Linked DNA regions of Homo sapiens: region 2 is linked to region 1. Evidence: read pairs that join two places in POLR2A ChIA-PET (ENCODE). Cell type or tissue: OCI-LY7. All regions are shown on one strand. Links, peaks and the distances in the headings refer to the core of each region. The heading gives the core; the rest is flanking DNA. Region 1 has its middle 150 kb from the start of PTEN. Region 2 overlaps PTEN (phosphatase and tensin homolog).

Region 1 (16,108 bases), core at 8,848-11,347:
ATTACAGAGTAGAGGTTGCTGAGCTGGGGGAGGAGTTAGCTTCCAACTTTGCTGGGGATAGAACCTGAGGTGGAGTGTTGCTAAAGGCTTCCTGTAGAAAGGGACTCTTTTTGTTTAATTAAAATTTTTTGTTTATAATTATTATTGGTACATAATAGTTCTATATATTTATGGAGTACATGTGATGTTTTGATATAGGCATACAATGTGTAATGATGAAATAATGATAATTGGGGTATCCATCAGCTCAAGCATAGACAAAATTTACTTCATGAACAACCTAAATGTCCATCAATAGACAAAAGGATAAAAAAATGTGGTACATATACATAATGAAGTACTATTCAGCCATAAAAAGAATGAAATCCTGTCATTTGCAACAACATGAATGGAACTGGAAGTCATTAAGTGAAATAAACCAGACACAGAAAGATGAATTTTACATGTTTTCACTCATATGTGGGAGCTAAAAATTTTAAAAACTGAATTCATGGAGATAGAGAGTAGAATGATGCTTATCAGAGACTGGGAAGAGTGGCAGGAGTGGAGGATAAAGTGAGGATGGTTAATGGGTACATAAATACATTTAGAATGAATAAGTTCTAGGGCCAGGTGTGGTGGCTCATTCCTGTAATCCCAGAACTTTGGGAGTACGAGGCAGGCAGATCACGTGAGGTCAGAAGTTCTAGACCAGCCTGGCCAACATGGTGAAACACTGTCTCTACTAAAAATACAAAAAATTAGCTGGGCATGGTGGCCTGCACCTGTAATCCCAGCTACTCGGGAGGCTGAGGCACAAGAATCGCTTGAACCTGGGAGGAAGAGGTTGCAGTGAACTGAGATTGTGCCACTGCACTCCAGCCTGGGTGACAGAGTGAGATTCTGTCTCAAAAAAACCCCTCAAACATGAATAAGATCCAGTCTTTTGTAGCATAATAGGGTGACTTTTTTTTTTTTTTTTTGAGACGGAGTTTCACTCTTATTGCCCAGGCTGGAGTGCAAGGGTGCTATCTTGGCTCACCACAACCTCCGCCTCCTGGGTTCAAGTGATTCTCCTGCCTCAGCCTCCCAAGTAGCTGGGATTACAGGCATGTGCCACTACGCTCAGCTAATTTTGTAATTTTAGTAGAGACAGGGTTTCTCCATGTTGGTCAGGCTGGTCTTGAACTCCCGACCTCAGGTGATCTGCCCACCTTGGCCTCCCAAAGTGCTGGGATCACAGGCATGAGCCACCGTACCTGGCCAATAGGGTGACTATTGTTAACATAATTTATTGTATAGCCTGAGCAACATAGTGAGACCCTGTCTCTACAAAAAATAAAAAAAAATTAGCTGGGCATGGTGACATGCACCTGTGGTCCAAGTTTCTAGGGAGGCCAATGTAGGAGGATCACTTGAGCCCAGAGATTGAGGCTGCAGTGAGCTGTGATCACGTCACTGTACTCTAGCCTGGGTGGCAAAGTGAGACCCTGTCTCAAAAAGAAGAAAAAATTTATTGTATATCTAAGTATAATTAAAGAGTGGAACTAGAATGCTCCTAACATGAAGGGACTCTTGAGCTGAGGCTTGAGGGATATGTGGAAGTTTTACAGGTGAAAAAGTGAGAAATGTACATGTAAAGACATAACATACGAGAAAATATGGCTTATTTAAGCAACGACAAATGGTCCAGTTTCATTAATACTAGTATGAGAGGGGAAGAATGACATGAAATGAGGCTAGAAAGGTAATCAGTAGCAGAACAGTAAAAGTAAGAAGTTACCATTTTTACCCTATAGTTGATGAAGAGGCATTGGAGAATTTTGAGGAGGATCTTGATAGCTGATCTGATCACTTGCTCATTCACTCATTCACTCACTCACCAAATATGATCTAGGTTCAATGTTGGGCCACTCTGGTAGCAATGTGAAAAATGAATAAATAAAAGATATTTGGCAGAGAACACCAGCTGTTTTCACCAAATGTACTTCTGCCTGGATACACAGCCAGACCACACATCTCAGTCTCTCTTGCAGTTAGGTGTGGTCATGTGACCTTAGTCTAGTCTATGGAATGTGTGCAAAAGTGAGTTGTGTTGTATTCTGTCCAGGCCCATTAAAACCTCACGTGTGCTGGGTTTTATGCTGGCTGACTGAGTTGAGATCTTGGAAACCAAGTCATGGAGATACTAGTGCTGTCACCAGAATAGGCCTCCCTACTGTCTTGAAACACATACTGGACTGTTAAGTGGGCCAGAAGTAAACATTTATGTGTTTACTTATAAGTTGAGTCATTGTGTATTTGGATCTGTTGCCATTGCTCAGCCTATCCTAATAACACAGAGTGACATAAGAAATTGGGTGAAAACATGAATATCTCAGCTGGGGGCAGTGGAAGTGGGGATAGAGAAAAGTAGGGGAGATAATAAATTGCTATTTAGGACATAGAGTCAACAGCATCTGAAAGATGGTTGGCTGTAGTTGGTGAGATTGGAGGCCAGGTCCAGCATGACTCCAAGGTTTCTGACTTGGGCAACTATACCAAGAAATCCCACAAAGACTAACATTATATCTTACCTTTACCATTTTGACTTGTGTTATTATTATTTAAAATTTCATAAGCTTTTTTTTGAGACTGGGTCTCTCTGTCACCCAGGCTGCAGTGCAGTGGTATGATCATGGCTCACTGCAGCCTCAGCTTCATAGGTTCAAGCAACCCTTCTGCCTCAGCTTCCCAAGTAGTTGGGACTACAGGCACACATCACCACACCTGACTCATTTTAAAAAAAACTTTTTTTGTGGAGAGAGGGTCTTGCTATGTTGCCCAGAATGGTCTTGAACTTCTGGCTTCAAGTGATCTTCTGCCTAGGCCTCCCAAAGTGCTGAGATTACAGGCATGAGCCACTGCACCCAGCCAATATAAACATGTTTTGATTCAAAGGATGTAATATTCTTGCTAAAGATATCTAGCTAGTATACCATTTACACTTATAAACTATTATAAATCAGTTAGTATTTATATTATATTTCCTTATTTAACTATTTGAAATATTTTAATTGTTTTTGTATGTGAAAATAGACAGCTTTTCACAACTGACATTATTATAATTTTACTTTTGTAGTAATACATATTTTTCAACTAACTGATAGAATTTCTGCATATATAGTTTTCAAGATTTTCACTCTGTTACATGTCAAACGTTTATATTTGAAAGTGAGTATTTTGATGTTAACAATAAATCTGAATGACAGACTTTTTCTATACTACTGTGATGTGGTCAAATATGATGGAAACCTATGTGATCACATGGTTGTCAGTATGCACAAGTTCAGGGGTGCCAGAAGTAGCAATGAAGTTGGCATTCAGTTATTTGGTCTTTATTGTTATTTATTTATTTATTTTGAGATGAAGTCTTGTTCTGTCGCCCAGGCTGGAGTGCAGTGGCGTGATCTCGGCTCACTGCAACCTCCACCTCCCGAGTTCAAGTGATTCTCCTGCCTCAGCCTCCCGAGTAGCTGGGATTACAGGTGCGCACCACCATGCCTGGCTAATTTTTGTATTTTTAGTAGAGATGGGATTTCACCATGTTGGCCAGGCTGGTCTTGAACTCCTGCCCTCAGGTGATCCGCCTGCCTCGGCCTCCCAAAGTGCTAGGATTACAGGTGTGAGCCACTGCGCCAGGCTAGTTATTTGGTCTTTCAAAGCTGAGCACTGAGGTAGAAGGACACTGAGAGAATGTCTAGATTAATAAGAGAATGAGGAACGAATAACTAATTAATTTAATAAATATTTATTTAGAGTCCATTATGGGTCAAGCACTGTTCTGGGTATTGGGATATGTTAGTGAAAAACACAGACAGATCTCTGTCTTTATGGAACATACATATTCTCATGTGATGGAATCAAGAAAAGTGAGGAAGAGAAAGCTTCAAGGAGGGAGGTATGATCAACAATTTCAAGTCTAAACAAATTAAAATAGGACTGAAAAATGTCTGTTGGGTTTGGCAGTTAAGGAGTTAAGCTGCTGGTCTAGAGGAATTATTGTATTGGAAGCCAGATTACCATGGGCTGAGTGTGAATGGGAGGTGAAGAAGTAGTGTCTTAGTCCATTTCTGCTGTTATAAGGAAATACTCTAGGCTGGGTTATTTACAAACAACAGAAATCTATTTCTCACAGTTCTGGAGGCTGGGAAGTCCAAGATTGAGGTACCAGCAGATTTCGTGTCTGGTGAGGGCTCATTCTTGAGAGATGGTGCCTTCTATGTGTCCTCACAGAGCAGAAAGGGCAAGGCAACTCCTTTCAACCTGTTGAAAATAAGGTCACTAAGCCCTCATGACTTAATTACTTCCTAAAACATTCCTCCTCTTAATGCTATCACATTGGGTATTAGTATTTTGTATAGTTTGGCTTTGTCCCCACTCAAATCTCTAATTGTAGCTCCCATAATTCCGCTGCGTTGTGGGAGGGACCTGGTGGGAGGTAATTGAATGATAAGGGCAGGTCTTTCCTGTGCTGTTCTTGTGACAGTGAATATGTCTCATGAGATCTGATGGTTTTATAAAGGTGAGTTCCCCTGCACATGCTCTCTCTTGCCTACTGCCATGTAAGACATGACTTTGCTTGTCATTCGCCTTCTGCCATGATTGTGAGGCCTCCCCAGCCATGTGGAACTGTGAATCCATTAAACCTCTTTCCTTTATAAATTACCCAGTCTCAGGTATGTCTTCATTAGCACTGTGAGAACAGACTAACACAGTATTCCAACATATAAATTTTGAGGGGACATGTACTTTCAGGCTATTGTATAGGAATCATTTAGAAGTTCAGCTATTAAGAGAAGGGGAAAGGTCAGTAGCTAGAAGAAAGGCTGAAAGGATATTTGTTGTAACCTGGGAAAGGCTTGAGTGTGTTATGCTGATGGTACAAAGGAGTGTCAACATCTGGAAGAATAAGGAGAATTAGTAAGAGGTCAGTGGTCAGGCATGAGGCGAGGTAGAGGTAGAGAGATCTTTGAAAGTGCCAAAGTCGATGGGAAGGAGAGCTGTAGGGAGAGAGTCTCCTTAGGTTGCTGGAATGACCTTAGCAATATGCTCTCCACTGTCACTAATGGGAAACAGTGACACACGTGGCACTTATTTTCAAGAGCCATGGCAAGAGATGATCTCCAACTCCTGGGTCCTTATTAGGATCCAACCTGCCTAAGCACAGTGCTTCCTTCCAAACCACAGAAAAGACAATCAGAAGTGGTGGGGACGCCACTCAAACCTGAAGCCACCGTGCAGGAAACTTAGGCCTTAGAAATGAGGAAATGGCAGGATTCCTTCTGCTTCATTTTGGTTTTCAGAAAATGAGGAGTTCTGCATAGGAACTTGGAGTGACAGACTCTGAGTGGTAGGATAAGGTCAAGCAGCTTGTTCACTGTTCAAGGGCACCTGGGCTAGGGAACAAATGGGGACCGAAAATCCTCTGTTCATCAAACTCATGCCTGGGGCATAGGACTGCAAAGAGACCTCTCTCTCTCTCTCTTTTAAAGAGACAGGGTCTCACTATGTTGCCCAGGCTGGTCTTGAACTCTTGGCCTTAAACAATCCTCCTGACCCAGCCTCCCAAAGTGCTGTGATTACAGGCATTAGCCACTGCCCTTGGCTTATTATTGTTATTATTTTCTAATTCATACAGACTGCTAGCAGCAATCCTGGCCAAACTCACATACTACTATAGAAGCTCTACCTACTGACTCAGAAATTATTCCTTATCTTTAAGGAGCTTAATTCCACACTCTTGAACACCCGGAACACAATTCTGTTCCCAGGGTGTAGTAGGGACTTCTTGAGTGGGTATTTTTAGAAGTGCTATTTTTGATAACCAAGTAATCATCCACAGATGCGTCACACAAGCAGTAATGTGAATATTAAAGAAACACGTGGGAAACATCTACAACCTCATTAGAAAGCAAAGAAAGTAGAATAGAGCAGCCTCGAGGCAACATTTTATACATAATCATATCAAAATTGAATGATTATGCCCTATGTGGGGAAGTGGGTGATAAAACTTACACTCACAGGGCAGCTGGCATCATTTGAGGACAAACCTGTTTGGAAAGCAGCATGACAACATGCAGCATGAATAATAAAGATGCCCCTCTTCTTTTTCCCCACGAAGTTATCCCATGCCTGAACATTTATCCCATGTTACTAATTCAGAAAAAAGCCTTATATATATGATATGAAGTTGTTCATTGCAATGTTATCTATAATGTCAGATAAATAGGAACTCAAGAAATAAATCATGCACTGATCAAGGAATAAATGAATAAGTTCCACGAAAGGAACATTCCATATAGGGTAGCTTCATAATAATGGTATGCTTCCAGAAGCCATATGTGCAAAATGTGTGCCACTCAAATACCATATACAAATTATACAGTGGTGTCTTTTGTTTTCACAAGTAATCTTAAACAAATTTTTTGCAAGGAAAAAAATCTAGGCATTGTTTAAATGCTTCCAATAGAGTAGTGAGTAGTGGTTCTCAAACTTAATTGTGTATCAGAATCACCTGGATCATCCCCCACTGCCCCTCAGAGATTCTGATTCAGTAGGTTTGGGTTTGGGCCTGAGCATCAGCTTTTTTTTTTTTTTTTTTTTGAGATGGAGTCTCACTCTGTCTCCAAGGCTGGAGTGCAGTGGTGCGATCTCGGCTCACTGCAATATTCACCTCCTGGGTTCAAGCGATTCCCCTGCCTCAGCCTCCCGAGTAGCTAGGATTACAGACGCGCACCACCACGCCCAGCTAATTTTTGTATTTTTAGTAGAGACGGGGTTTCGCCATGTTGGCCAGGCTGGTCTCGAACTCCCGACCTGAGCTGATCTGCCCACTGCGGCCTCCCAAAGTGCTGGGATTACAGACATGAGCCACCGCGCCTGGCTGAGCATCAGCATTTCTAACACATTCCCAGGAGATGCTGATGCTGCTGGTCCTGACACTTTACTTTGAGAAACACTAGTTTAGAAAAACTAGCTTTTGCCCAGGGAATCACAATTATCACTAAGCATCTAAGTAGAAAGCAAAAACAAAGACATACATTCCTTGAGGTCACAAATTGTGTCTTGCTTATCCATGCATCCTCGGCAACCTGACTCCATGCAGTGTCTACATAAATGCTTTTTGAATTGAGTTGCATCCATAGGCAGAAATTTCAATAAACAGTGGGGATCTTCACTTTCCAATTTCTTGTTATCAACTGGGTCATAGTAGCATTCATGTTGAAGCCATCACGGTCAGCACAGGCACTCTGAGCTGACCCTTAGAATAGTCAAACTGCTGCTGAGACTGGGCAATGAAGTAGGTGATGAATTTTGCTGTTGTTATATTCTGTGCCTCTTAGAACACTGAATTCTTAGCAACAGAAGCTGAAAAATCAACCCACTGGCCTAGCAGTGAGGAATGGTAAAGAGAAGTGCCTATGATGTCAGCAGACTTGAGTTTATAAAAGAGATGTACTACAATTAAATAAAATACTTCAATTACAATTAATATCTTTATACAAGCTTCTTTGTATTTTCCGAAATTGTGGAAATGCTAGTCACATGCTTTCAAATTGCTCTGCAAAAGGATTTTGCCAGGGATTTTAAATTTTACTTCTAGTAATAAAGTTTCTTTATAACTTTGCTGATATTGGATGCTATTAATCTTTTTATTCTTTATATTTTAGGGAAAAGTTATTTTTACTGTTTTAAGTTGCATTTCTTTGACTCTAGTGAGGTTAAGCAAATCTTATGTTTAAAGCAAATCATCTATTTGTATTTCTTGTGTGACTTGCTTGCTCTAATTTTTTGCTTATTTTCAATGCAGTTGCCTGTCTTTTCCCTACTTATTTGTAATTAGTTTTTCTGAATCGTAAGTAGTTATGCATTGTTGGTTATATGTTTTCTCAGTCCGTTGATTGTCTTTTAACATTTTTATGGTGCTTATCAGACACATATTTAAATTTTTATACAATTGATGCCATCATTTTTGGTTTTGGCTTCTGGGTTTTCTGACCCACATGAAAGATTTATAAGATTAAAAAAATACTTTTTGTATTTTAACCTTACACTTTATTTTAAAATATTTTGTTCTTTAATCAATCTGGAATTTATTTTTAGTATGGCACGAGGTAGTGATCTAATGAATATCCATTTTTATAATATCATAACTATACTTTCCCCATGAAATGCTACTTTATTTACAATCTTTTTTTTTTTTTTTTTTTTTTGAGACAGCGTCTCGCACTGTTGCCCGGGCTGGAGTGCAATGGCGCGATCTCGGCTCACTGCAACCTCCACCTCCCAGGTTCAAGCGATTCCCCTGCCTCAGTCTCCTGAGTAGCTGGGATTACAGGCATCTGCCACCATGCCTGGCTAATTTTTTGTATTTTTAGTAGAGATGGGGTTTCACTATGTTGGCCAGGCTGGTCTCGAACTCCTGACCTCATGATCCGCCTGCCTTGGCCTCCCAAAGTGCTGGGATTACAGGCATAAGCCACCACGCTTGGCTTACTTTTATAATTTTTAAGCTCCCATAGACATGTAGCATTTTTGAATATTTTGTATCAGTGGGCTAACTCTTTATTCATTAGCTAATACTACCTATTTTAACCTTGGCTTTTTGTTAGAGATTGTGGTGAGCCAAGATTGCACCACTGGACTCCAGCGTGGGGGACAGAGCAAGACTCCATCTCAAAAAAAAAAAAAAAAAGTTTTCCCTTACTGTTATTTAAAAAATTATTGGCTTCTCTCATTCATCTTCTTTTTAAAAATTAAAATTAATTAATTAATTCATTAATTTTTAGAGACAGGATTTTGCTTTATCTCCCAGGCTGGAGTGTTGTGCTCAAACATAGCTCATTGCAGCCTCCAATTCCTGGGTTCAAGCAGTCCTCCTGCCCCAGTCTCCCTAGCATCTAGGACTACAGGCATTCTCCACCATGCCCAGCTAATTTTTTTATTTTTTATTTTTTTTGGTAGAGGTAGAGATGAGGTCTCACTGTGGTGCCCTGGCTGGTCTCAAACTCCTGGCCCCAAGTGATCCTCCTGTCTCGGCTTCCCAAAGTGCTGGGATTATGATGTGAGTCACCATGCCCAACCCTCATTTTCTTTTATATAAAATTTAGAAGCAGTTCGTCAACTTCCAGAAAAGTTTGTGTTGGAATTTTGATTAAAAAATGTATTTTCTGTTTTGCAGTGGGCAGATGTATGCAAACCTATCCTAAAGTTCAAGGAAGCTGAGAGGCCGAAGAAAGAGGCTGACAAATCTAGTTTCTCAGAAAGAAACCTTTAACAGGGATTTAGGAACAGAAGCCATGTCTGGGTCTCAGACAGGGCAGGATGAGATGGTGAGTTCTTTGTGCCATTACCCCTGAGGCCCAGGGCTTATATACCATAGGAGAGGGGTGGTTTGGAAGAGATGTGTAGCGCCATTGAAGTACGAGAACATCAAGATTGTTTGACCTACAGGCAGGATTTATAGTAGTAAGTACCTGCTTTTATGCAAGGGACAATGTAGAGAAACTGGAACTCTCAGAGCCCTCTTGGAACTGGGGTTAATCAGAAGCCAACCTGGTGAAGTAGCATCCAAAGTGAAGTTGCTTCACCCGCCACAATTTCTATTTAAAACAACAGTATATTTCATTTATTTAGATTTTCTTTTATGTCATTCATATTATTCTTGAATGTTTCTTCTTGGGTTTATTCCAAGTTTGTTGCTTTAGGAATAGTACAGTATCTTTTTTCTTTTAACTTTCTAACTGATTATTATAGACAATTAGATATTCTATTAAATTTTGTGGTCTTGTACTAGCCATATTTACTCTCAGATGAGTTTCAGAAATTTCTTAGTTTATTCCCCTAATTTGTTACTTTATGTAGACAATTATATTATCTTCAAAGAATCATCACGTCTTTTCCTTTCTCATATACATATTTCATTAAAAGTTTTTTCCTATCTTATTTAATTTGTTAGCATGGCTAGTAAAATATTTATCGATTGCAGGGATGGCAGGTTTTCTGGTGCTTTGTATTATTTATTTGTTTATTTTTGAGACAGGGTCTCACTCTATTACCCAGGCTGGAGTGCAGTACCAGGATCACAGCTCACTGCAGCCTCAACATCCTGGGCTCAGGAGATCCTCCCACCTCAGCCCCCCAAGTAGCATGGACTACAGGTGTGCACCACCATGCCCAGTAAATTTTTTATTTTCGTAGAGTCAGGGTCTCACTATGTTGCCCAGGCTGATCTCCAGCTCCCGGCCTCAATCAATCTTCCCACCTCAGTCTCCCAAAGTGCTGAGATTACTGGTGTGAACCACTGTGCCTGGACCATATCTTTTACTTTAATGGGAATTTTAAAATGTTTTGGCATTAAAATGGTGCTTTCTATAGGCTTCTACTATATTCCCTTCCAACTTTTGTTAAGTTAAAGAAATGTCCTCTTATTCCTTTTCTAAGTTTCTTTCCTTTTAAAATTGAAATGTGTATTGAAATTTACCAAGTGCTTTTAAGCACTATTGAAATTTGTATATCATTTACTTTGATCTGTTATTGTTATTCTACCTGTATTCTACCTGTACAGGAATATTCTACCTGTATTCTACATAGAATACATAAAATAAATTCTACATATTTTACTTAGAATACACAGAGTAAATTCTACTTTGTCATAACATTTTATTCTCTTAATAATCTGCTGGATTCAGTTTTTCAAATAGTCTATTTGTATGAGCTCATTAGTGAAATTTGCTTATGAAGTATTAATCACAAGTTGATTGACCCAAGGCACCTTCCAGTCCTTGTGTCTATTCAATCTCAATTGAGGTTGTTGTGTGCTCTTCTAGTCTTTATAGTATTTTTCTCTTGCATATGTTTCTATTTTCAAACAATTACTCATGATTTCTAGTCACTGATGAGACTTTCTCCTATTTTCCAGGGCTTGTTGGGCTTATCCTTGTAATATTAAAAATATTTGGATGGGAGGATCAGCGGTCATCTGTGTTCAGTCTATTATCTTGAACCAATTCCAGTATAGTTGCTGCTGTATTTAAGAAAAATTTTATGCCTGTTTTATAACTTTCTGCCCCATTAAATTATCTTTTTTTGGACTAATAGTTTTGTATTAATTGTTCTGAGTGTTTTAGAAAGGGAATGATATTATATAAAAGCAACTTTAGGCTCGGTGCAATGGCTCACACCTGTAATCCCAGCACTTTGAGAGGCCAAGGCAGGGGGATCCCTTGAGCCCAAGACTTTGAGCCTAGGCAACATAGTAAGATCCTGTCTCTACAAAAAAATGAACAAAATTAGCTGAGTGTGATGGCATGCACCTGTAGTCCCAGCTACTTGGGAGGCTGAGATGAGAGGATGGCTTGAGCCTGGGAGGTCAAGGCTGCAGTGAGCCGAGATCACGCCACTACATCCAACCTGGGTGACAGAGTGAGACACTGTCTCAAAACAAAACAACAATAAAAATTTGTATCTCTTTTCCAAAAAGGATATCTTTTTTTTTCCTTTCCATGATCTTATTTTATTGGCTAGAGATTTCAGACCATGTTGAATGTGTATGGGGACAGAGGGTATCCTTATTACTAAAGTTAATAGGGCTCAATTTTGTACATGTATAGAATATTTGCTGCTGGTTTTGTAGACATTTTTTATCTCATTTGAGTTATATCTTTGTTCCCTTTACTTCTAGGTTACTAAGTAATTTTTAAAAAACTATGTATTGCTGTTGAATTATTATCAAATTCCTTTTTGACCTTTATTCAGAAGGTCTTCCTTCACCCCCCTTGACTTATTAAAATAAATAGATTTCCTAATTGAGGGAGATCACCGTCATCCTTTTCTCCATGGTTTTCTTTCATCATCACCCTATTGTCTTTGCAGTGCAGGATGAACAGCAAGACCCTGACAAGCAAAAGGGTGTCTTCAGCCAGTGAAGATGGCAAAATGGATAGACAGAAGTGTGCTTTTCTAGTTGTTTATTTTTTTTGTCTTTCCCATCATGTTAAAAAAATTTTCATCACTCTCCAAAATCCCAGTCCATCCCCAAATAAAACAAGGCCCTGCAGAGAGTCAGCTTTCTGGCTAGAGTGCAAGGTACATGCTGTAGCCATTGGACAAAACGAAGCCAATTGGGTAACAGGATAGAAACCATGACCCTGGCTCTTTATCGATGAAATAACCAGGCACAGACATCACAGGTTTTCTCTTTGCCAGTTCAAAATGCCAAAAAGGGATGCAGGGGAAGAATTAATGAAGATTCTCTCTGATGTAGCTTCTGTACTCCCTCCCCATAGCGTGTGTTTGCTTTTTGAGTAGGGGATTTGATTCTGAAATACACCATACTTGGCAATTTTCTTTAAAGCTTAAACTCTTAGAACTAAGTCTCAGGATTTTCGATGGCCATGGGCAAATGCTTTTTTTGTGGATACTGTTTGATGAATGTGCCCAGTTGACGCCTATGCTCACAATTTCCACAAGGAACATCCTGAACCTTTCTAACTAAACACAAGGCTAATGAATTATGTGTGGGAAACTCTCTCTACCTCTCTCTCTCTCTTTTTTAAGTATGTAGCAGTCATGGAAGTTGAGCCATCTTTCCATTAGTGCATGATTGCAAATGTCTTTCTTAGTATTTAACTACAGGATAAGACAATGGCCTAAAAACTAGGCCCTAGAGATGAGCCTAGTAGGCTAGTTTCCCAAATTGTGAGAGAGTATTCAGGATGTTCTTGCTACCCAACAGTATATTCCATGGAGGTAGATCTAGGAAACTCTGATAAGACTTCCGGGCTGCCACACTCAAGACCTCCAGCACCTTTGCCACTTGAACCAGTGAAGAGTCTCACAGCCTGCCCTAACCACAGCTCCCTTCTGAGAGGAAAAGCTGCTCACAGTGAGTGGTCATAGTTATGGTATTTATCCCCATTCCTACTGCCCCTATTCACACATATACATAACAAGCTAACTTAAGGGTGACCCAACCATAGGCTAGTGACCTTCCTCCAAATGCTTTTATTTATTCTATTATTTTTATTTTAGAGGCAGAGTCTTGGTCTGTCACCCAGGCTGGAGTGTAGTGGCATGATCTCAGCTCACTGCAACCTCCACCTCCCCGGTTCAAGCAATTCTTGTGCCTCAGCCTCCTGAGTAGCTGGGATTACAGGCATGTGCCACCATGCCAGGCTAATTTTTGTATTTTTAGTAGGGACAGCATTTTGCCATGTTGGCCAGGCTAGTCTTGAACTCCTGACCTCAAGTGATCTGCCCATCTCAGCCTTCCAAAGTGTTGGGATTACAGGCATGAGCCACCGTACCTGGACCCCCAAATGCTTTTAAACGAATCACATTGCTCTCTCAGCAAGGAAGAATTGGAACACTGAGAGACTAAGCCAGTTAGGTATCACAGGTGAAGTTGGGGCAGGCTGGATCTTAAGAGACCAAGTACAAGTTAAAGTTTTGAGGGAGAAAAGACTGAGAAAGCAGAGGACAGTGGATGGTAAGAAAGAGAAGAAAACAGATGTGCTGAGAAAAGCAGAGAAGTCCTACACATTAAGTGGCCATGGTTCCTATTGCTTCCCAAGCTCCAGTTCTCATGAGGCACCAGGATGTATTATAGTTTACCGTCTTTGGGAATCTATGAGATTCCTATGTATTCTCATAATATTAATCCTTTGTATGTGTCAACTTGAGTGTTCTTGCAATCAAAAGACCTGGCCTAAGATATGGGCAATGTGGGAAATCCACATTTAGGCAGGCAGTGGAAACTTTAAAACTCTGTCTTTAGTGCCAGCCAGTTACTTTTAATTTGTTTTCCTCATCATAGGAAACCTTATAGAATTGGAGTGTGAATTTCTTGGTGCAGGATGGGAATGCCCAGAGCTTGAGGATTTAGGGTTTACTGGCAGGGCTGAGATCTCTTCACACTCCTACTCAAGAGGCATGACTATCTTCCATCACCTCAAGAAGGTTTTAACTAATGCTTTCAAGATGTGAGTGATTGGTAATTTACAAATGATGCTGGGTAGACTGTCTCTGACATATCCACTTGCACCTCCAGAACTCTTTATATGAGCGATACTCACTTCTCAGTTCATTTGCTCAGTAAACAAAAGATCAAAGGGGAAAAAAAGGTAAGAATTAATAGTAGGAAATGAGCATTTTAGAGAAATGTCTGAAATCAGCTGAGTGCAGAAAGAGAAAGCTTGAATGTGATAGACATCAGCTCTAGAAATTTTCTGAACACTCTAGGATTCTTATGAACCTGCAGCCATCCTTCAAGGCCCAATTCATAGGGTATTCTTTTCTTGAATTGGGAATTGAAGGGTGGATAGGATTTAGATATGCTGACTTGAGAGCAGTGGCATCCCTTGTGGAGAAAATAGCATGAGTGAAGATCTGGAGAGGGTCGAGGCCACTATGTGTGGAAAACTAAGGACAATTCAGTTTAGCTGTGGGGCTAAGGGTACACAAATGGAGGAAGACGCATGTTAAACCAAAAAAGTAAATTGCGGCTTAACCCCTGTAATGGCCTCTAGGCAGGCAAAGTGAGTATCAGAGTTTCATGAGTGAGGGAGGGAGTGATTCATTAGCTGCCTTTAGGAATATTAACTTGGAAACACTGTGTTGTGAGGATTAGAGTGAGGAAGGAGTGGACATTGGGAGATCTGGCGCAAGATAAGAAAATAGGCTGGGTGTGGTGGCTCATGCCTGTAATCCCAACACTTTAGAAGGCTAAGGTGAGAGGTTCCCTTGAGTCCAGGAGTCTGAGGCGAGCCTGGTCAATGCTGTGAGACCCCCATCTCTACAAATAATTTTTTTTAATTAGCTGAGAGTGATGGCATGTGCCTGAAGTCCCAGCTACATGGGAGGCTGAGGCGGGAGAATGGCTTCAGTCCAGGAAGTTGAGGCTGCAGTGAGCTATGTTCTCACCACTGCACTCCAGCCTGGGTGACAAGGGAAACCCCATTTCAATCAATAATAATAATAACAATAATAATGTAGTTTTAATAAAAGGAGAACAGGAAGAGAGCAGATGAAAAAGAAATTAAATTACAGAGAAATGGCTCAAGTAGGCCTTGAAAAGAAGCAGTCTGTGTTACCCTTGGAAGTTGCCTGCTTGTGTTGTTGGCAGGATAATGGTACTTTTAGGAAAGTGGAGAATGCCAGAGAAGGAGAAGGAAGTGAGGAGGAGGAAGAAATAGGGGAGGAGAACTCATTCTTGAATCAGTTTAAGAAGCTTCAAAGACTCAATTGATGAGTGAACATCAGATTTAAATACACCCTGTCTCCATTAGGGAGATACCCAGAAAGATGCACTATGTCATGGCTAAATTAGGCTGAGTTTCATGTCTGCATGAAGAGAAGTGTATTGGTCTATGTCTGTAACATATATATCACTAAATTTTTCAATGTTTTTGTAATTTGTATAAAAATCTCAAAAAAAAAAAAACAGTCTTTTTTTTTTCCCAAGGGGATTAAGCTATCCTATGGCGTATAGCCTTGGGTTTTTATTTCATTGTAATAATTTTCTAGTCACTTAAAAAGTTCTTGCGTATTTAGAATTTATTACTCCAAGTTTGAAAAATCTAAGGCTTTGTGTCTTAGCACATTGCATCTCTGTTAAGACATTCTTTCCACAAAGACATTAGAAGGATCTCTGGAGGTGACTGATGAAACAATAATTTTGAGTGGATTTAGGGTTTTAATTACTGTTTTATTTAATTGTGAGTGGGCACTGTGGAAAAAAAATCCATCAACAAAGGAAACAATTGTTCCAAAGAATTACATCTGCATTTATTCTCTGTCAAAAATTTCTCATTAAAAATGTGTTTCTTTAAAAGTAACTCAAAGCAGCTGATGAAATACAAGAGCATGGAAAGTTTCAAATCCCAGTGCAAACTGGATTCATCCAAGATCATTTGCCAGAGACTTGACTCCATGGTAAAGAGCTTCTCACCATTTCTCACATCCATTAACTGGGTTTCATACTTACGCTCAGATGCTGGCAGTTTTATTTCCATAGGTGGATATTTTCCACTCAAACACTTCCTTTTCATAATACTTTTGATGTCTCTAGAGCATTAATACTGTTTGA
Region 2 (16,108 bases), core at 12,637-15,136, 98 kb before region 1:
CTATTCAGTTTAAAAAAGGAGTTAAAGAGATGTTATTTATAGGCAGGCTTCAAAAGAGGAAAGAATGATCAGTTTCATTCTCTGTTTCTAGCATATTCTGACTCCTTCTCTCATATTACCTCGTTTTTCCCACATTTTTTCTTTAATAAAGTGAAATTCACATAACAGCTAACCATTTTAACCACGGAAAGTGTACATTCCGTGGCATTTATTACCTTCACAGTGTTACCTCTACCTTTATCAAGTTTCAAAACATTTTATCACCCCAAAAGAAAGCCCTGTTCTTATTGGGTGCCTCTTGCTTTTTTTTTTTTTTTTTTTTTTAAATCTTGAGACGGGGTCTTGGTTTGTTTCCCAGGTTGTAGTGCAATGGGGCGATCTCATCTCATTGCAACCTCTGCCTCCCGAGTTCAAGCAATTCTCCTGCCTCAGCCTCCCGTAGCTGGGACTACAGGCACGCGCCACATGCCTGGCTAATTTTTGTATTTTTAGTAGAAACGTGGTTTCACCATGTTGGCCAGGCTAGCCTTGAACTCCTGACCTTAGGTAATCTGCCTGCCTTGGCCTCCCAAAGTGCTGGGATTATAGGCGTGAGCCACCGTTCTGGCCACCTCCTACTTCTTTCATTAGTCTTAATTCCTTAGTGGATTTGACAGTGTTTATATTATCTACACCAATGCATTTTTTTGTATGTTAATAATAGGAGATATTTATTGGGCATTTATTTACATACTTATTTGCATGTGTAACTGTTGTATAGCCAGTTTATGTATATAATCTTACTAAATCTCTACAGTAAATCTATCCCCATTTCATAGATGGTTTAAAAGAAGTTAACTTCCCCAAGCATTACTTTTAGTAAGTAGTGAGACTGAAGGTTGAGTTCTGGTCTGTCAGATTCCGAAGTTGTTTCCTTAGGAACCATATTATCTTGTGTACAACTCTTGGGCTAATCTTGTTAATATTCTTTATTTGACCTCACACTGTTGATTCATACCATGTTTAAAATTGAAATACATTACCTATATTTAAAAATTGAGACCTCACATAAAAAGCTATATTTCTAGCTGCTTTTGAAATTTCGAAGGATCTTCCAACACTTGGCTGACATTCCTGCGTGACAAAAATCAGCTGGAGCTGTGTAATGTCCGACCTGTCTCTGTCAATGAACAGATTATTCATTGTCATTTCTCATCTGTTTTTGAGATTGTAACTTTGATTCTGTATAACTCATAGAATTAGTAGTTAGACCTATATATGTTAGTTATTACATTATTTGTATATGTACAGACTGCTTTAGACAATATTGTAGTGTTATATGTTAATTTTATCAATTAAAATGTGCTATAGGATCATTGTAGAGATCTTGTCTCTAATTAACAGGATTCATAAAGAGAAAACAAAGGAGAGAAACATCCAGATTGAAAAGACCTACATAGTGCCAAGCACAATAAAAGAAACCCTATACTAGGCAAATTATTATGAAATTTGTTTTAGGACACCAGAAATAAAGATAATATCTAAAAACTTTTTAGAATCGCCTAGGAGGGATTAGGAATATGAATAGCATCTAACTTGTTGGCAGTAGAATTGAAGGTAGAAGGTGGTAAAACATCACCTTGAAAGTTCTGCATTCAGCCTAGAATTCTGTATCCAGTTAAACCATCAATCAAGTGTGAAAGTAGGGGGAAAAACTCAAGGACTAAAAAAATGTGCTCATGAAGAACATTTTTTTTGGACATTACCCAGAAGATGTGGTTCAACAAAACAAGGGAATAAACCAAGAAAGGAAATAAAAGAGCTTCAGTAAACAGAGAATCCCACTCAGAAGCAACAAAGAAGAAAGTCCCAGGATGACAGCTGTGACACAAGCTGAAAAGTTACCAGTTTTGCTTGGAGCAGGAGATTAGAACTTCCGGGAAAATAATCAAATTGATAGATGGATGTTGAAATATTTGGAGAAAAATGTAATGGATTCTTGCAAAACTGAGCAAATTAGAAAAAGGAAACAATTATTAGCATTGGTGGTTTGAGTTAACCCAAAATTGTGATGTTGCTATTTTAGGGGAATTAAGATAAGTGAAACACGTATGGAATACTGCTAGTTTTGTAAGTCTCCTTTACCATGGCAGGACATCTGTAGTTAATAAATCTGTAAGAAGCAGTATTAAGAATAATATTTTAAAATACCTAATTAAATAGGAGGAAAAAGAATCCGAGTAGTTGAGGGTGATTGCATCTGGGGAGAAGCAGGAATAAAGGTTTGAAGATAAATAGGGCCAGAGATGAGTAATTTTGTTACTGTGATAATATATTTTATATATATGTGTATGTGTGTGCGTGTGTATATATATATATGAGATATATCTCATATATATGAGATATATATGATATATATATGATATATATGATATATATATATAAAACATACAGTTCAGTAGCATTAACATCTAGCATTCAGTACATTTACATTGTTGTGCAATTGTCACCACTGTCCATCTCTAGAACTTTTTCATTATCCCACACTGACATACCACACCCATTAAATAATAACTCCTCATTGCTCCTCCTGTTAGTACCAACCATTGTTCTACTTTCATCTCTATGTATTTGACTATTCTAGGTACCTCGTATAAGCGGAATCACGTGATATCTTTTTGTAACTGGCTTATTTCACTAACTATCTTCGAGGTTCATCCATGTTGTAGCAGTTGTTAGCATTTCCTTCCTTTTAAAAGGCCGAATAATATTCCATTGTTATGTATATACCATATTTTGTTTATCCATTTATTCATCAATAGACACTTTTGGCTGTTGTGAATAATGCTGCTATGAATATGGGTATGTAATACCTGTTTGAGTATCTGCTTTCATTTCTTTTGGATATGTACCCAAAAGTGAGATTGCTGGATTGAATGGTAATTCTATATTTAAATTTTTGAGAAACCACCATACTGTTTGATATACTGGCTGCCCAATTTTACATTACCACCAGCAATACACTAGGGTTCCGAATTTGCCACATCCTCACCATCGTGTTGTTTTGTTTATGTTTTTTTTTAATAATAGCCATCCTAATGGGTGTGAAGTCTCATTGTGGTTTTAATTTGCATTTTCCTAATGATCAGCGATATTGAACATTTGCACATGCTTATTTGGTCATTTGTATATCAGCTTTGGAGCAATGATGTCTCTTGAAGCCTTTTGCCCATTTATGAATTGAGTAGTTTGGGATTTTTAAATTGTGTTTTAGAAGTTCTTTGTATACTCTGGCTGGGCACGGTGGCTCGTGCCTTTGGGAGGCCGAGGCAGGTGGATCACGAGGTTAGGAGTTCAAGACCAGACTGGCTGGTATAGTGAAACCCCATCTCTACTAAAAATACAAAAATTAGCTGGTGTGGTCGGGCGTGATGGTGCACACCTGTAGTCCCAGCTGTTGGGGAGGCTGAGGCAGGAGACTTGCTTGAACCCGGAAGGTGGGGGGGTTGCAGTGAGCTGAGATTGTGCCACTGCACTCAGCCTGGGTGACAGAGCGAGACTCTGTCTCAAAAAAAAAGAAAAAGAAGTTCTTTGTATTCTCTGAATATTAATCCCTTATTGGATATGTTATTTGCAAATATTTTCTCCCATAAAGAATGGGTTACTTTTTCACTCTGTTGATTGTTTCCTTTGCTGTGCAGGAGCTATTTAGCTTGAAAAAATCCAACTTGTCTGTTTTCTTTTGTTGCCTGTACCTTTGGTGTCACATTCAAGAAATAATTGCCAAATTCATACCATGAAACTTTCCCCCATGTTTTCTCCTGAAGGTTTTTATAGTTTTAGCTCTCACATTTAGGTGTTTGATCCATTTTGAGTTAAATTTTGTATATAATGTTATGTAAGAGTCCAGCTTCACACTTTTGGATGTGAATATCTAGTTTTCCCAGCATTATTTGTTGAAAAGAGTGTCTTTTTCCCCATTGAATAGTCTTGGCACTCTTGTTGAAAATTATTTGACAATAGATGCAAGGGTTTATTTTTGGGCTCTCTCGACTATTCTGTTAGACTATATGTTTGTTTTTTTATGTCAGGACCACCCTAATTTTAGTACTGTAGCTTTATAGTAAAATTTGAAACCAGGAAGTATATGTCTTGTGTATTTATTTACTTATTTTTTGAAATAGCATCTGGCTCTGTTGCCCAGGCTGGAGTGCAGTGGCACAATCTTAGCTCACTGCAACCTCCACATCTGAGGTTCAAGCAATCCTCCCACCTCAGCCTCCTGAGTAGCTGGGATTGTAGACACATACCACCATGCTCAGCTAGTTTTTGTATTTCTTGTAGAGACAGGGTTTTGCCATATTGCCCAGGTGGGTCTCGAACTCCTGAGCCCAAGCAGTCTGCCCTCCTCAGTGTCCCAAAGTGTTGCGATTACAGGTATGAGCCACCGTGCATGGCCCCAACTTCTTATATTTCAAGATGGTTTTGGCCCTTCAGGGCCCTTTGTGAGTTTTAGGATGGATTTTTTTTTTAACTTTTAAGTTTAGGGGTGCATGTGCAGGTTTATTACATAGGTAAATTTGTGTCAAGGTGTTCTGTTGTATAGATTATTTCATCACCCAGGTATTAAGCCTAGTACCCATTAGTTATTTTTCCTGAGCTCGCCTCCTCCCACCTGGATTTTTTTTTTTATTTCTACCAGAAACATTGTTGGGATTTTGGTAGGGATTGTATTAGTCTGTAGATTGCATTGAATAGTACTGACATCTTAACAATATTAAGTCTTTAAAGCCATGAACACCAGATGTCTTTCCATTTATTTACGTATTCTTTCTTTTCTTTCAGCAATGTTTTGTAATTTTCAGTGTACAAGTATTTTACCTCCTTGGTTAAGTTAATTCCTAAGTATTTTATTCATTCTGATGATCTTATAAATCTGTTTTCTTAATTTCCTTTCCTAATTGTTCATTCTTAGGGTATAGAAACACAACTGATTCTTCGCACATTAAATTTGTGCCCTGCTTCTTCGCGGGTTTGTTTATTCTTTTTTTGTGTTTGAAATCCTTGAGGTTTTCTGCATATAAGATTATATCATCTGCAAATGAGATAATTTTACTTGTTCCTTTCCAATTTGAGATGATTTTTATTCATTTTCTTAATGCTCTCTCATACATTCAATACTATGTTGAATGGAAGTGGTGAAAGCAGGCATCCTGTCTTGTTTCTGACCTTATAGGAAAAGCTTTCAATTCTTTGCCATTGACTATCATGTTAGCTATGGGATTTTTTTTTTCCCCCCAGATAGAGTCTCGCTGTGTCGCCCAGGCTGGAGTGCAGTGGTGCGATCTCGGTTCACTGCACCCTCCTCCTCCCGCCAGGTTCAAGTGATTCTCCTGCTTCAGCCTCCCAAGTAGCTGGGATTACAGGTGTCCACCACTATGCCCAGCTAATTTTCGTATTTTTAGTAGAAACATGGTTTCACCATGTTGGCCAAGCTGGTCTCGAACTCTTGGCCTCAAGTGATTCACCTGCCTCGGCCTCCCATAGTGCTGGGATTATAGTCAGCCACCATGCCTGGCCACTGTGGGATTTTTATATATGGCCTTCATTATGTTGTGGTAATTTCTTTTTATTCTTAGTTTATTGAGTGTTTTTATCATAAAATCTTGTTGAATTTTTTCAAATATTTTTTCTGTGCTAGTTGAGATGACCATGTGATTTGTTTTCTTCTTTCTATTAACATGATATATTGTTTTTCATATATTGAGCCATTTTTGCATCCCAGGAATAAATTTTACTTGGTCTTCGTGTATAATCCATTTAATAAGCTGTGGAATTCAGTTTGTTGGTTCTGTGTTGAGGACTTTATATCAATGTTCCTAAGGGCTACTGGTCTATAGTTTTCTTTTGTAGTTTCTTTGACTTTGCTATCAGGGCAATGCTGGCCTCATTGAATGTGTTAGGAAGTGTTTCCTCATCCATTTTTGGCAAAACTTTGGGAAAAAACGATGTTCTTTAAATGTTTGATAGAATTCACAGATAAAAAAATCACATCTAGGGCTTTTGTCTGGAATTTTTTTATTGTTATTATTGATTCAGTCTTGTTACTAGTTATAGGTCTATTCAGATTTTCTTTTTGTGTGTGTGATTCAGTATTAGTACATTTTGTACTTCTCGTTATTTCTCCATTTAATCTATATTATCTAATTTGTTGGCATACAATTGTTCATAGTACTGTCTTCTCTTTTTTTTAAACTTCTGTGCAGTTGATACTAATGTCCCTACTTTTATTTCAGATTTTAGTAATTTGAATCTTCTTTATCTTAATACAGGTAAAGCTGGGTCAATTGTTAAAATTTTTTCAAAGAACCAGTTTTTGGTTTCATTGATTTTTCTCTGTTATTTTTCTATTATTTATATCCTCTCTAAGCTTTGTTATTTCCTTCATCCTGCTAGCTTTGGGTTTATTAGTTTGTTCTTTTTCTAGTTCCTTAAGATTTGAAGTTGGATTATTGATTTGAGATCGTTTTCAATTAAATGTGTACAACTACAAATTTCCCTCTTAGGACTGCTTTTGCTGTTCTGTAATTTTTGGCATGTTGTGTTTTTTTGTTTTAATTTATTTCTAAGTATTTTCTAAGTTCCCTTGTGATTTCTTCTGCGTTTAACCGTGTATTTTTTAATTTCCACAGTTGGTGAATTTTCTACTTTTTCTTCAGTTATTGATTTTATTGATTTTCAGTGGCATCCTGTTGTGATAGAAGATACTTTATTTGGTTCCCTGTTTTTTTTTTAAAACAGAGTGTTGCTCTGTCACCCAGGCTGGAGTGCAGTGGTGCGATCTTGGCTCACTGCAACATCCACCTCCTGGGTTCGAGCAATTCTCCTGGTCTCAGCCTCCCCAGTAGGTAGGATTACAGGCACATGCCACCATGCCCAGCTAATTTTTGTATTTTTAGTAGAGACAGGGTTTCGCCATGTTGGCCAGGATGATCTCGAACTCCTGACTTCAAGTGATCCACCCGCCTTGGCCTCCCGAAGTGCTAGGATTATAGGCGTTAGCCACCTTGTCTGGCCCAGATCCTCTATTTTCTTGCCTATATTCTGACTGGGTGTTTTTGTCCATTATTGAGAGTAGGGTATCGAAGTGTCCAGCTGTTATTTCAGAACTGTCTGTTTACCTTCAATTCTGTCAATTTTTTGCTTCATATAATTGGGTGGTCTCTTATTAGGCATGTAAATGTTTTTGATTATTATATCTTCTTGCTATATTGACACTTATTGATGTGTAATATCTTTTTTGTCTCAACCTTGTTTTGATTTAGTTTGTCTAATATTAATGTAGCTACCTGCACTCTCATTTGGTTATTACTTGTATAGAATGTCTTTTTACATCCCTTATTTGTGTCTTTGGATCTGAAATGAGTCTCTTGTAGACAGCATATACAATCTCTTGTAGATTGTGTTTTTCTTATACATTCTGTCAAACTCTGCCTTTTGATTGAAGAGTTTTATCATTTACAATTAAAGTAATTATTGATAAGGATTTAACTGCTGCCATTTTGCTGTTTATTTTCTATATGCCTTACAGCTTTTTTGTCCCTCATTTCCTGCCTTACTGGCACTTGTGTTTAGTTGATATTTTGTGGTGAAGTGTTTTAATTTCCTTGTTATTTCCTTTTGTTTATATTCTGCTATTTTCTGTGTGTGTGTGTGTGTGGTTGCCATTGGGGGTCACATTTAATGCCCTAAAGTTATAACACTGCAATTTCAATTTATACCAATTTACTTTCAATAGCATACAAAAATTCAGCTCATAAGATTCAGTCCCTGCTCCCTTCCAGTTATTGATGTCATAAAATTACATTTTTATGTATTGTGTGTCTAAAAGCGTAGACTAATAATTGTTTTTTAATGCAGTAGTGTCTTAATTTGTGGAAAACAAAAAGTGGAGTTGTAAACCAATGTTACAATAATGCTAGCTTTGGTAATTGCTCATGTATTTATCATTTCTCAGATCTTTATTTCTTAATACAGCTTCAAGTTACTGTCTAGTCTCCTTTTATTTCAGCCTGAAAGACTCACTTCAGCGTTTCTTGCAGGACAGGTCTGGTGATAATGAACTCTCTCAGATTTTGTTAATCTGGAAATGTCTTAATGTCTTCATTTTTAAGGACATTTTTGCTGGATATAGTATTCTCAGTTGACAGGTATTTGTGTTTATTTGTTTGTTTCCTTTCAGGATTTTAAATATATCATCCCACTGCCTTCTGTCCTTCAAGAGTTCTGATGAGAAATCTGCTGATATTGAGGATCCCTTTGTATGTTACAAGTTGCTTCTCTCATTCCATGTTCAGGATTCTCTTTTTTCATAGTTTGATTATAATCTATCTCAGTTTTTCCTACTTGGATCTCTGAGTTTTTCCTACTTGGAGTTAATTGAGCTTCTTGAATATTTATATTCATGTCTCATCAAATTTGGGAAGTTTTTGATTAATATTTCTTCACATAATCTTTTTTGCCCCTTTTCTCTCTTTTTATTCTGGGATTCCCAGAGTGTGTATGTGTTGGTCCACTTGATGATGGTGTTCCACAGGTGTCTTAGGCTCTTGTCTTCAATTTTCCTTCAGTTTTTTTTTTCTGTTCCTCAGACACGTGGTATTTTCAGCTGTTCTGCCTTCCAAGTTTACTGATTCTTCTGCCTGCCCAAATTGGCTTTTGAATTCCTCTAGTAAATTTTTATTTCAGTTTTTGTACTTTTCAGCTCCAGCATTTATTTTTTGATTTTTTTATGTTTTCTCTTTATTGATATTTCAATTTTGTTTTTTGACATTATCCATATCTTCCTTTAGCTTTTTGAGCACCTTTCAACATTTGTTTTAAAGTCTATGTCTAGTAAGTGTCTGCCATCTGATCTTCTCAGGCACAGTTTCTGTTAATTTATTTTTTTCCTTTTGGCCTATACTTAATGTTTTGCTTGGGGTAGTTTTTTTTTTTGGTATGCTTTGTGATTTTTGTTGTTGTTGTCAAAAACTGGAATTTGAATCTTAAAGAGTGGTAACTTTGGAAATTAGATTTTTCTCTTTTCTCTAAGATGTGCTATTTTGTTTGGTTTTTTTATTTGTTGTAGAGTATTTCTATGCTGGGTGTAATCTTAAGATCTTCTCGGCCTGTGTTTTTCCCTGGGCATGTGTAGTGACTTTCTAAATTGCCCTATGTATGCAGTTCTTTTGCAGTAGTATCCTCCTTAAATGTTTGGCTCCTAAAAGGCAAAATAAATAAATAAATAAATAAAAATTAAAAATTAAAAATAAATCAAAGGGGTGAAATAGCTCTGGATCTTTAAATCCCTGGAGCAATTTTTTCAGCCAATGGCAGTTAAATAATGATAGTCTGCCTCTGTGTCACATTTTGATCAGAAGCAGCAATTAGCAATCAGAACACAGATTCCTGATATTTGGAGGGCAAGGTCTTTGTTGCCAACCTTGACTCTTACAAACTGTGTGCAGGGTGCTCTGGGAACATGTGCATGGTTGCCTGCTTTGAGAGTGGGTGATGGGTAGCCGCGACGGCACAAAGAGCTGAAATTGACTCAAACTAACTGATTTACCATTCAAGTCTTTCCTTAGAAACTGAAAACCTGAATAGACTCCAGAGTTCCAGAATCACAGATTCTGCTTACAGTCGTCTAGGTGGGGAGATGGGTTCCTGGTACTTCTGATTCTGCCATCTTTCTTTGACTAATTTTTTTTTTTTGTTCTTGAGATGGAGTCTTACTCTGTTGCCCGCCCAGGCTGGAGTACAGTAGCATGACCTCGGCTCACTGCAACCTCTGCCTCCCGGGTTCAGGCAATTCTCCTGCCTCAGCTTCCCAAGTAGCTGGAATTACAGGCGTGCACCACCATGCCTGGCTAATTTTTTGTATTTTTAGTAGAGACAGGGTTTCACCATGTTGGCCAGGCTAGTCTCGAACTCCTGACCTCAGGTGATCAACCCGCCTCAGCCTCCCAAAGTGCTAGGATTACAGGTGTGAGCCACTGCACCCAGCTCTTAGACAAATTTTTTATTCCAAACTTTTTTTATTTTATCATTTGAAAGGTATATGTTTATTATTTTGTCAAAAATAATTTTAAAACGTATTCTTGAAGCTTATTTAGATCTGTTTCATAGGAACTGTGAAGAAAGTAAAGAATTTAAAAAATGAAGACAGATTTTCTCACCCTGCTTATGGGTGCTTCTCGTGCTAGCCTTTTGCAAGTGTCGGGAAGTGTAACCTGCAGGAGGCATCAGGGCTTTGGGCCTGCATGGTCTGAGTGCTGCCCTGTGAGTTTCAGAAGGCGCAGCAACCTGTATACCTGAAAGCCATCTCTGCTGGGGCAGGTACCTAGTGTCCCCACCTACCTGGGTCGTAGTCAGGCCCTGGGCAAGCCTGCTATGCTTTTCCTTCCCTAATCCCTCAGGGGTGGGATAGAGAGCACAGTGGCCTCCCAGGGAGGTAGAAGCTGCTCCAGACTAACAATCAGAGCTGCCAGTTCTTAATCCCCAAGACCGCCAGACTTCACAAAGACATACCGAGGTCTGTGCTGTCAGTGCCCCACTACTACACTCCCTTAAGTAGCCCCACATTCTTGTGCTTGTTTCTTTTTTCTGCTCTCTTTCCTTGCCCAGGTAAGAGGTCTGCCCATAAGGGATATTTTGCAGCATGTGAAGCTTTTTAAAAAGTTAGGCTTATTGAAGTATAATTTACACACAAAGTACAAAAAAAAAAAGACTGTGTTCTCAAATCTGTGAGTCATTAATGGGTTTAGATGTTTATATATTGAAATTATTGGAAGTAAGGTATGTTTATATTAGAAAGATTTGTAGTCTAGATTATCCAAGTTTTGGGAGTATTACCTCTCTGCTTTTGTTTATCTACTTTTTTAGTCTCTACTTTCCAAGTATCTATAGGCAAATTTTCCCATTTCCCTTTGGAAAGTGCTGTTTTCTTGCTTTTTTTCCGCCTTTCCATTGTGTCAGACTTATAAGGCAATCAGCCAACTGTGGGCATGAAATCCTTGGGAGGAAAGAGAAGGAAGTGGGAGGGGCAGCCATGGTGAATGTTTCCCTAAGTTATAGTCAAGTTCTTTGAGAGAACATAACCTCATCCCCTTTTTAAACTGTTGTAATACTTTCTTTTAAATAGATTGTTTATTCTCCTGCAAGTCTCACAGTTGTTCACAGTGGTAGGTAAGAAATCATAAAGTTCAAATATTAAAGGGAGCTCACAAAAGAGCATGGTTTCACCAGCCCTCACTAAAAACAAAATTATGGGAAAATGCTGTAAAAGAAACCAGAATTCTTGGTTGCAAATGATAGAAAGTGACTCTGATTTACCTAATCAGAAAGGAATTTTTAAAAAAGTATTAGGTAGGTCATAGTTTGACAACAAGACTTGGAAGATAGGTGGAAGCTAAGGGAAGCAAGACATGGCCCCAAGGTTTCAACAGGAGCAATCTGCTTAGGACTTTGCTGCTTGGACACTTGGTGTAATAGCTGCTGCCACTATGCCTCGAAACTGGTGACTCTGCTCATTAACTCACCTCCTCTGGTGATCTCTAGGAATAATCTCTGACTCTCCTGTACCTTGTCCTCACTAGGATTCGGTATCCACGGCAAAAAGATCTATTAATAGTTGGTATCAGGCCTGTACATGTGTTAAGAGAAAGATGAGGAAAGAAGTATCTGCTTCTAATCTCTTGAAATTATCTCCAAATTGAAATGGTATTTTGGTTGCCTAACAGCCTGAAGATGACAAATATCCCCTACAAATTTCTCCTATTTTACCCTCTTCCTAACTATATCTGTAATTTAAAGTTTCACATATTCTTTTGAAAATTGTTTTCATTGTTTACCCACTTTTTAAGAAAAGCAAATGGGAACATACTACCACTGTTTGGCCCCTTTCAAAAATTTTATATCTGAGGAATCTTCCATATTGTTGTGGACATCTACCTACCTGATTCTTTTATTAACTACCTTTTATTTCATTTTATGATCATGCTATCATTAATAGGCCCCTATGATGAATATATAAGTTGTTTCCAGTTTTTTTTTTGTCATTGAGAACAGTTCACATATGTATCTTGTTGTCTTTTCCAAGTATATCTTTAAGGCAAATTCTTAGCAGTGGAGTTGCTAGGTCCATTGCGTCTATGGTTTAAACTAGTGCCTTCAAAAATGGTATTTTATATACTCACTGTTTAAGAGTGCTTCTTCCTTCTATCCCCACTAACTTTGGCAAACTGAATAGTTTCAAACTTTAACTTTTTATAGCTTGTTGGCAAAAAATGGTATCTTGTTATTTGATCGTGTTTTTTTAATTGTGAGGTTTAGCGACTTTTTGATGTATTGGTCTTATGTACTTTCTGGTGTGTGTGTATGTATATACTGACCCTATTTTCAACTTATTTTTCTTTTAGTTTGTTTGTATTTTCCTTAATGATTTTCAGGAAACCAATTTTATTCTTTCTTCAGACAGTTGTCTAATGTTCTGCTTCTCTTGCCATTTGAATTTTGTGACTACAAAATTCAGATGAAACAATAATAGCATAAAGAACTTGGTGGGTTATCTTTTGTTTTGCATTATTGATTGTTTATTAAGAAATATTCTTTAAAAGTCACCTTGCTTAAATTAGCAAGTAGGAAATGCTTTCAATAAAGAGAACTGTCATGTACCCACTACTCCTTACTTACTGAATCATCTTCTTTTGGATAGAGAAGATAAAAGTGAAAAGGGAATTTAAGAGTTCCTGCCTTTTTCCTTGTCTTTAGCATTATATAGCTGTTTAATGTGTGGGAGTCTAATTTCTTTTTTCTTTCTTGAGACAAAGTCTCACTCTGTTGCCCAGGCTGGAGTGCAGTGGCACAGTCTTGGCTCACTGCAACCTCTGCCTCCCAGGTTCAAGCAATTCTCCTGCCTTAGCCTCCTGAGTAGCTGGGACTACAGGCATGTGCCACCATGCCCGGCTAATTTTTGTATTTTTAGTAGATATGGGACTTCACCATGTTGGCCAGGCTGGTCTTGAACTCCTGACCTCTAGTGATCTGCCTGCTTTGGCCTCCCAAAGTGCTGGGATTACAGGCATGAGCCACTGCACCTGGCCTAATTTTTTTATTGTTCTTTTTGGTGTGAACATTCTCCCCTCCTCCAAGCCTTTTGTTTTTACTATTTTCATGTTCCTTTATATGTGCTGCTGTTTTGTTTCATCTGTAATTATCTCTCATCCCCTTTTTTGGCTATTATAATATATATATGTACGTTTTGAATCTGAGCTTTGAAGGTAAATTCACTGCAGCTGTGTTGGTTGATTTTAGATAATTTGTGTATTTCCTCCTTTGTCTTTTTTAAACTGGAGTCATTTGTAGTTGTTTATACAGAATTTTAGTTTTTAAAACCACAAGTCTTTCATTATAGGTTGAGTTATGAATTCATAGCCTGTTATTTAAATGAAGCTTTTGAAATCTGTTTTACTGATCTGTATCATATCTAACTACGCCAGTATTTCCTTCCTTGTCTGACGTGAACTCTAAAATTATGTGAACACTTTCTCCCTGTTTCCTGGCATTTCCACTCAAACTTGTTCCTCATTCTTAGTTAGAAATATATCCAGAATTGTAGTTTCTTTCTAATCTAATGACAGAAGCAAATTAATCAAGCATGGCAAGAATTTATTGGAAAACTGCATGTAGTTGAAAATATGTTTAGTATATATTTTGACAGCTGTGAAGTCTCTAATTTTTACTGTACCTTTTCTCTGTTCCAATTTTATGCTCTATTCTAAGGATGTACCCATTTCTACTACCTGACTAGGGAGCATGTGTATTGTATCCCAGCAGATTTTTTTTTTCATAGATAGATATCCTTTAGATATCTGTTATCCAGTGTAGGTAGCCACTAGCCACATGTAGCTATCATTATGTTTAAATGTAAATAAAATAAAATAAATTTACTGAGTTGTTTTTGCTAGCTACATTTCTTGTGCTCAGTAGCTACATGTGGCTTGTGATTACTGTATTAAGACAGCACAGATACAGAACATTTTCATTATTGCAAAAGTTCTGTTAGACAGTGCTGTTCTATACAGTGTCATTCTGCCTCTCATTCTAAAAAGTTCTAATTCCTGAAGTTGATGTACTCTTTCTGTTGCTGTCCTCTAGCTTAATCAAAATAAATTTGAGTCTTTTTAAAGGTAGGTTGCATTTTACATACTGATATTTCTAAATCAGAGGCTATTTATATTACTTTTTTTATATTACTTTTAAAAATTAGCTTTATTGGAGTATAATTTACATGCAATAAAATCTACCCATTTTAAATGTACGGTTCATTGACTTTTGAGAAATACACACACACACACACACACACACACACCTTCTTGTAAACACACACCTTCTTGTAAACACAACAACCAAGATTTAGAACACTCGCTTTATGAAAAGTTTCCCTCATGCCCATTTGTAGTCAGTCCCCAAACCTGGTTTCAGGCAATCTCTGATCTGCTTTCTATATGCTTTGCCTATACTAGGATTACATATAAATACAGTCATATAGCATGTATTCCTTTTTGTGTCTGGCTTCTTTCTTTTAGTATAATATTTTTGAAATTTATCCCTGTTGTTACTAGTATCAATAATTTGTTCTTTTTTATTGCTGACTAATATTACATTGTATGGATATGACATTTCTTTATTAGTGTGGTGGGCATTTGAGTTGTTTTCAGTTTGGGTCTGTTATGAACAAAGCTGCTGTAAGCATTCATGTGCAAGACTTTTGTGGACATATATTTTTGTTTCTGTTTATTCAATACCTTTGAGTAGAATTGTTGGGTCACATGATGTAGATCAGTTGAACAGAGTAGATTCCAGAAAAGTTCACATACACATTTCTTGACAAAGGTGCTGAGATTATTCATGGGAAAAGGATAATCTTTTAAACAAATAATACTGGAACAATAGAGAAAACAAAGTGAACCTTGACTTTTATGTCTTATCATATACAAAAATTAATTTGAAGTGGATTGTTGACCTAAATGTAAAAGTAAAATTTAAAAATATAAAACTTCTAGATGAAAACATAGGAGAAAATCTCTGTGACTTTTGGTTTAAAGATTTCTTAGACAGTACATATAAAATTAACTATATAAGGAAAAAATGGACAAATTTGACTTTATCAACATTAAAAATTTCTGCTCATTGAAAGACTCAAAATGAAAAGGCAAGCAGTTTTGGAGAAAATATTTGCAATACATATATCTGAAAAAGGACTTGAATGTATAATATATACATAAAGATGCTCTTACAACTTCATAATGAGAAAATAACCCCATAAAGAGAAGGGCAGGCCGGGTGCAGTGGCTCATGCCTATAATGCCAGCACTTTTGGAGGCTGAGGTGGGTGAATTGCTTGAGCCCAGGAGTTTGAGACCAGCCTGGGCAACATGGTGAAACCCAGTCTCTACAAAATAAAAAAATACAAGAAATTAGCTGGGCATGATGGCATGCACCTGTAGTCCTAGCTGTTTGGGAGGCTGAGGTGGGAGGATAGCTTGAGCCTGGGAGGCGGAGGCTGCAGTGAGCTGTGATCGCACCGCTGCACGCTTGCCTGAGCAACACAGTGAGATCCTGTCTCAAAACAAACAAACAAAAAAAAAAACAAAAAATGGAAACAGAAATTTTACAAAAGAAGATATATAGATGGCCAGTAGGCATATGAAAAGATGTTTAAAATCAGTCATCAGGGAAATGAAAATTTAAACGTAATGAGATAGCTCATATTTACTGGAATGGCTCAAAAAGGGCTTACAGGAATTGGCAAAGACATAGATTAACTGGAACTCTTATGCATGTTGGTTAGAGCACAAAATGATATGATTTCTTGGGAGAAATATTTGGCAGTTTTTAAGATTATTTTTGATAGCCTTCTGAATTTCTTAGTGAGTTATAGGTCAGTTCTGCCACTGTTTCTTTCTTTTCTTTCTTTCTTTCTTTCCTTCCTTCCCTTCCTTCCCTTCCTTGCCTGTCTTGCCTGCCTTCCTTGCCTTGCCTGCCTTGCCTTCCTTTCTTCCTTTCTTCCCTTTCTTTTCTTTCT

What was found. ChIA-PET counts read pairs that join two places held together with the same protein. Peaks named below come from ENCODE experiments on the same cell type or tissue, not always from the same donor. Only the 100,000 strongest peaks of a DNase experiment are listed, where the experiment ranks them.
Region 2: POLR2A ChIA-PET joins it to region 1 with 5 read pairs; 2 of 35 experiments call an interaction of 5 or more read pairs at or near these places.

The regions. Positions count from the first base shown.
Region 1 is chr10:88,007,041-88,023,148 of GRCh38, forward strand. No RefSeq gene overlaps it. Among named protein-coding and RNA genes, the nearest start is that of PTEN, 150 kb to the left of the region's middle. RefSeq lists an enhancer at 1-209. In OCI-LY7, for the core only: no CTCF peak of the experiment used is centred there; no DNase peak of the experiment used is centred there.
Region 2 is chr10:87,905,165-87,921,272 of GRCh38, forward strand. The region is part of intron 2 of PTEN (phosphatase and tensin homolog); the gene reads left to right. Among named protein-coding and RNA genes, the nearest start is that of PTEN, 50 kb to the left of the region's middle. In OCI-LY7, for the core only: no CTCF peak of the experiment used is centred there; no DNase peak of the experiment used is centred there; H3K27ac peaks cover 1,568 bases.